Regions from separate parts of the Homo sapiens genome. Here region 1 is linked to region 2. The links are chromatin contacts, found by Hi-C or POLR2A ChIA-PET in ENCODE. All regions are on one chromosome and are shown on one strand. Each heading gives the region's core, a stretch centred on a gene start or an enhancer-like site at or near the end of the contact. The rest is flanking DNA. Distances are from core to core; before and after follow the strand shown. Region 1 overlaps ATP8B4 (ATPase phospholipid transporting 8B4 (putative)). Region 2 has its middle 230 kb from the start of DTWD1.

Region 1 (2,700 bases), core at 176-2,675, 200 kb after region 2:
TTGGTGGGGGGGTGGGGTGAAGGTGGGGAATAAAGTAAAGAAAATGGAGTAAAAATGACAAATTTTTCAGAGATGGGCTACCAAATAAAATATTAATAAAATGGGAAGTATTATTTTTTCTAGAGATCCTCATTATACATGCAAATTAAGTATATTGCTTAAGTAAACAAAGCAAATAGAAAATAACAAACTCTGCTATATTAGCAAACATTTGGAGCATTTGGGAGATTGCCTCAATTTTTCCACTGGCAAAATGGAACTAATAACATTTCTCATATATTTATAGGACTATCATGGAAATGAGAGCATAGATGTAAAAATATTTCTGCTAAATTGAAAGAATTATGCAAATATAGGATTTTTGTGAGTGATCCCAAATAATTCAACTGTATCAAGAAATGCAATGTACTAGTCAGGATAACCAGCTATGCTACAGTAATAACTCCAAAATCTTCACAGCTTAACCCAGTAAGAGTTTGTTTCTTGTTCATGCTACTTGCCCAACATGAGTCTCCTCATCAGATACTCATAACGGAGCACCCACCATCTCCAATGCTTCGAGGTATATTACCAGAGGAAAAAGAAGCTCTGAACAGTCTCACTCTCAAATGTAATGCTTCAACCCAAATGCTCACAACTTACTGGCCAAAAGAGTCACCATGGGTCCAAAAGACAGAAAGCTAGAAACATTAATGGATATCACTAATGGCTATTGCAACCAGTAATGGACGCTAACCTAGTATTTTGAGAGTAAGAGACATATCTACTAGCAAATATATCAAAAACCAACTGGCTGGGCACGGTGGCTCACGCCGGTAATCCCAGCACTTTGGGAGGCTGAGGCAGGCGGATCACAAGGTCAGGAGATCGAGATCAGCCTGGCTAACATGGTGAAACCCCATCTCTACTAAAAATACAAAAAAATTGGCCGTGTGTGGTGGCAGGTGCCTGTAGTCCCAGCTACTTGGGAGGCTGAGGCAGGAGAATAGCATGAACCCAGGAGGCTGAGCTTGCAGTGAGCCGAGATCGTGCCACTGCACTCCAGCCTGGGCGACAGAGGGAGACTCCGCCTCAAAAAAAAAAAAAAAAAAAAAAAAAACAAAAAAAAAAAAACACCAACCTCAGCACTTTAAATTCAGTCCTGTTAACGACACATGTAATATTCCTTTGACTATTTCCTCTCCCCATCAGCTAAACAATGTGCCAAATTCCTTAGTTTCACGAACTGGATAGATTCATCTCCCATCCATAATTCCAGGGTCAAATTAGCTTAAGGCAAGTACATGGCCCACCCTCCTAATTACAATTTTGAATTCAGACACTGGCACATAAACTACGTCAATTCTGAAATTTGCTGATAATGTAAGCTTTCTCTTTTCTATTGCATTCCAATCTGGAAACAAGTAGCCCTAGAGATTACTAACAGCAACTTGGGGCTATGAGTGGGGAGGCTGCCAAGAACAAACTCCGCACTAAAAATGCAGGGCCAAGAAATGCAGAGAAAGAAACTAGACCAAGCCTCTCCTGAGACTAGCCCTATCTCTGGACTTTTCAGCTACATGATCTGTCCATTCAACTCAAACTAAGTCAATTTGAGTTGGTTTTTCTTTTACTCTCAACCAACCAAACACCAGGTAAGAACATTCATAATATATGCAAGATCAGTTTGCTTTTTAAATAATAGCTTACTTGTATCTCTATGTTTGTCTTAAAGAATGCATCCCAGAAGGCTTAAACCCAAATGAGCTCAGCAGTTGTCCAGAGACACTGCCTACGTCTATGAATCCCACAAGCCCCAGGAGCTTTTGCAATCAGTACCACAGTTTCCTCACTATCAAATCATCATCCCACATTTGATGAAACATTTGTACATCATGACAACTATAAAAAGTAACCTTCCAGAGCTTGAGGGGGAAAACATCTAGCCCTTCTTGCCACAAAAGGAGGCAAATACAGTATTTTTATGGTACAATCCAGATTCCAGAGACAGAAATAATCCTGACTAATAAGGGAGAGATTATCTCTAAGCCATAAAATAAAAAACAAAAAGGGATTGTGTCCACAAACTACTGGCATAAAAGAGGAAGTAGCCAAAAGGCATTTGTACCGCTCAGAAAATATGTGAATTACCCATGTTCATGCAAAGAACCCAAAAGAATGCATGTATGGGACCTGGAGATTAGACATCTGGTACCTCACTGATACCAGGAAGAACCCCTGGTAGTTCCTCAGTATCAGCTGACTGTTGCCTGGTGCAGAGTCCACAGCTTTCCAGGATAGGGGCAATGGAAAGACGACAGTGCTCTTCTACGAACGCTGCTGAGGAAGCCTCAATCACAGAAGAGGCTTTGCAGAGTGTGTCAATCAATACTGACTACACTCATCATCACCACCACCACCACCACCATCATCTTAACGTTCTCCTGAGCCTCAGCTCCCAGACTTGAGCAGAAAACGTGTATGAGGAGGCAAAGAGCAGAGGGCACATATCCCCCAACATTCATTCATTCATTCATTCAACTAATTTTTGTTAAAGTCCTTCTGTGCTTCAGGCAATAATGTTATTGAGCCAGGGCTACAGACATGAGTAAGCAAAGACCCTCCCATCATCGAGTAAGTTTGTATGTTAGTTGTGGAGAGAGAGGCAGGAACAAGCAGACAATAAACTTGTAAACTGATGACACAATTTCAGGAGGTGAT
Region 2 (2,700 bases), core at 174-2,673:
ACTCAGTGTTCTATTAAGTGATTGATTCACTTATTAATTTTAAATTTAGTCCAGTAGAACTAAATTTGTTAGTACATTTCATCTGAGAGGTCTACTAGATGTAAGCTATGTGTGAACCATACATGAGAACTTTGAGGAAGAAATGGAACCGTAAAACAAAGTCTTGCCTGTCAATCAAAAAGATAATTCTGGTCATCTTGTCTACCCCTAAGTATTTAACTAAGCTCCCAAACTATGAACCACAATTATTTATATTATAATTGTAAAATATATATTTTTAAAAATATTTCAATTAAAAATGTTAGTATTCATTGAGACAAAAAACCATACACAATACCTAAACATATTTTGTCAATAATATGCAGTTAGAAACTATTCCTGTTGTTCAAAACACATCATCTCGTACCTTCAGAAAACTATTAGCTACCACACAAAACGATACCAGGAAAATATTTTGACCTGCCCTATAGTGTTTTTGGTGTTACTTGGTTTAAAAAAAAATCTTGCTGTTTTTATCTGGTTTAGACCAAATAGGCACCTCATAAAGAAAAATAGGTATAGTTTCAAATGTGACTTATCACGTGGTCCAAATAGGTCAGAGTGCCAGCTGCCATTAGCAGTGGGGCAAGACTAGCCATTGATGGCCCATGTTCATTCTTATTGGTCAGTGTCCCTGTCCAACTGTTTGTTAAATAAGCTTAATATCTCCCCCAGTCACTAATCATAATCCCAAATTAATTTATTCTTTTTCAGTAGTCATTTAATGAAAGTGACATTATCTCAAGAAATTCAGTAACAGGAATTTTATTCAAAACCTTTTCTGAGGATGTTTTGGGGTCAATATTATTATTTCTGTCCAATCTTGGTGCATTATCTCATACTTCCCTGTATCTCTATAGTGTCACATACTGGAGCAGAGACAGAAAGGGGATGAGAAGGAAAATCATCAGCTGTTAAAGAAGCATCCTAATCATTGCTCACATTTACCTAGAAGAAGGCAGGGAGTATAGAAACATTTATTACAAGGGGTGAAACAACTAGATTTCTTCTTGATCATTACTTTACTTCCAAGTTAACTATCATCTCTCCATGCATCCTGCTCCAGTAAGAATTTTCTGTGTAAGTCTAGGGCTGCAGTTTATTAAAAATTTTAACTTGCCCTTATAAACCTTATGGGAATCTGAATTGAGATAGCCAGAGATATCTGGCCAACTAATCATTATTATTTCTTGAAATCTGGATGTTTATGTATGCAGCTCCAAGCTGATTTGTATTCTGCACCAGTTACAGGAATAGATCTGCCAGGAAGTTTTGAAATTCAAGGACAGATAGGGTTAAGTCATAGCCCCAAACTACAGATTAGCCCAGCAAGGTCCTCCAAATCTTTTGCAATACACATTTGGTAATACGTGGGTCATTTAGTTCTGGCTTCCAGGCAGTTCAGCTAAAGGCTTAGGCTAGAGAATTGCAAAAGCTTATGATTTCTCACCAAGGAATGAAATGTGACGCAGTAGAGCAAACTGCAGACATTTAATACCAGATGTTAATGTAAAAATTGGAAAATTGTGACCCCCCCCCCCCACACGGTTATCTGACCCATGGCCTGCAGAATTCCATCACAAAGTCTGTAAGTCATCATTATTCCTGGATTCCTACACTATTAACTTTGTGCCTACTCTTTGTAGTGTAAAATAATAATTCTGAGTCATATAACTGAGATAATTAGATTATATCAATCTTGAGGCATTTTGTGCACACACTAACAGAGTAATTCAATTTCTTACCATAAAAATCAGAAGTAGAGCTTTTCTCATTAGTTGGATTTCCTAGTGACTTTTTAGAAATAGTTTGAGACATTTTTATTTCCTTTGCCTTCCACACCTACCTGACGTCACTAAATGCTGTAGGAAAGGAAGGAAGGAAGGGAGATTTTTCTTATTTGCACTGAAAGGTAAAAGAACATTTGAAACATATATTTCTGAACATTTTTACATTTATTTACACTTTTCCCTAAATCTGCACACTTTACATCTACACAGACACAATACAGTTTATGTAAGAATGATACACAAACTGCAAAGTGCTCTATAACTATGAAGAAAATTGTTCAAGCTCTGTTGCTTCAACTTCGGTCCCAAGGGAACAAAGGCTCAAAGAATCTCCTCTAAGCCCAGATTCAAGGTAGGGAGGACTTTTAAATGAGCTCTTCTTAACAGGACATGAGTATCTTACCTTCACATCTGGATACTTTTGTTACTCAAAATGATGAGAGAGGAAAGGAGGGTGTGGAGATACCTTCATGAATCATTAACAAGAAACAGCATTCAACTGACCCAGGTAAAATGCCACCACAGGGTTTAGCAGCTCTGTGGTGAGCTGAGAGAAAAGCCAGAGACAGCAGTGCATCAGGGGCTAGTCTAGAGAAATACAAACCAGTACAACAGCCTGAAGAGCCAGGCCCTGCCCTCAAGAGAACATCCAAGTCAGTTTCTTCTCTCTCTCTCTCTCTCTCTCTCTATATATATATATATATAGAAAATCTGTCTCTCTAACAAAGGCAATTGCAAATACACAACAGACAACACTGACAAGAACAGCTCACAGATTGGGTAAATGAGAAAAGGGCTTTAAGACCATCCTGTCCCAATTTCTCTATCAATGGACAAGGACACCAAGGCCTGGAGAAGTCAGGTGGCATGC

Evidence for each region. A loop is a pair of places that touch in the nucleus more often than their neighbours do. ChIA-PET counts read pairs that join two places held with the same protein, here RNA polymerase II (POLR2A). Pooled maps may share reads with other maps.
Region 1: a loop to region 2 is called in a map of IMR-90, with 4 times the contacts of the local background. The contact joins two enhancer-like sites. A Hi-C loop is called at or near these places in 1 of 168 maps with a recorded cell type or tissue (IMR-90) and 5 of 50 pooled maps. POLR2A ChIA-PET finds 5 or more read pairs at or near these places in 1 of 52 experiments (AG04450).

Annotation. Positions count from the first base shown.
Region 1 is chr15:50,053,711-50,056,410 of GRCh38, forward strand. All of the region lies in intron 3 of ATP8B4 (ATPase phospholipid transporting 8B4 (putative)), which reads right to left. Among named protein-coding and RNA genes, the nearest start is that of ATP8B4, 64 kb to the right of the region's middle. Within about 2 kb of position 1,426, at least 12 of the 41 ENCODE cell types and tissues checked have a DNase peak (open chromatin) inside an H3K27ac peak, as active enhancers do.
Region 2 is chr15:49,854,629-49,857,328 of GRCh38, forward strand. No RefSeq gene overlaps it. Among named protein-coding and RNA genes, the nearest start is that of DTWD1, 230 kb to the left of the region's middle. Within about 2 kb of position 1,424, at least 2 of the 41 ENCODE cell types and tissues checked have a DNase peak (open chromatin) inside an H3K27ac peak, as active enhancers do.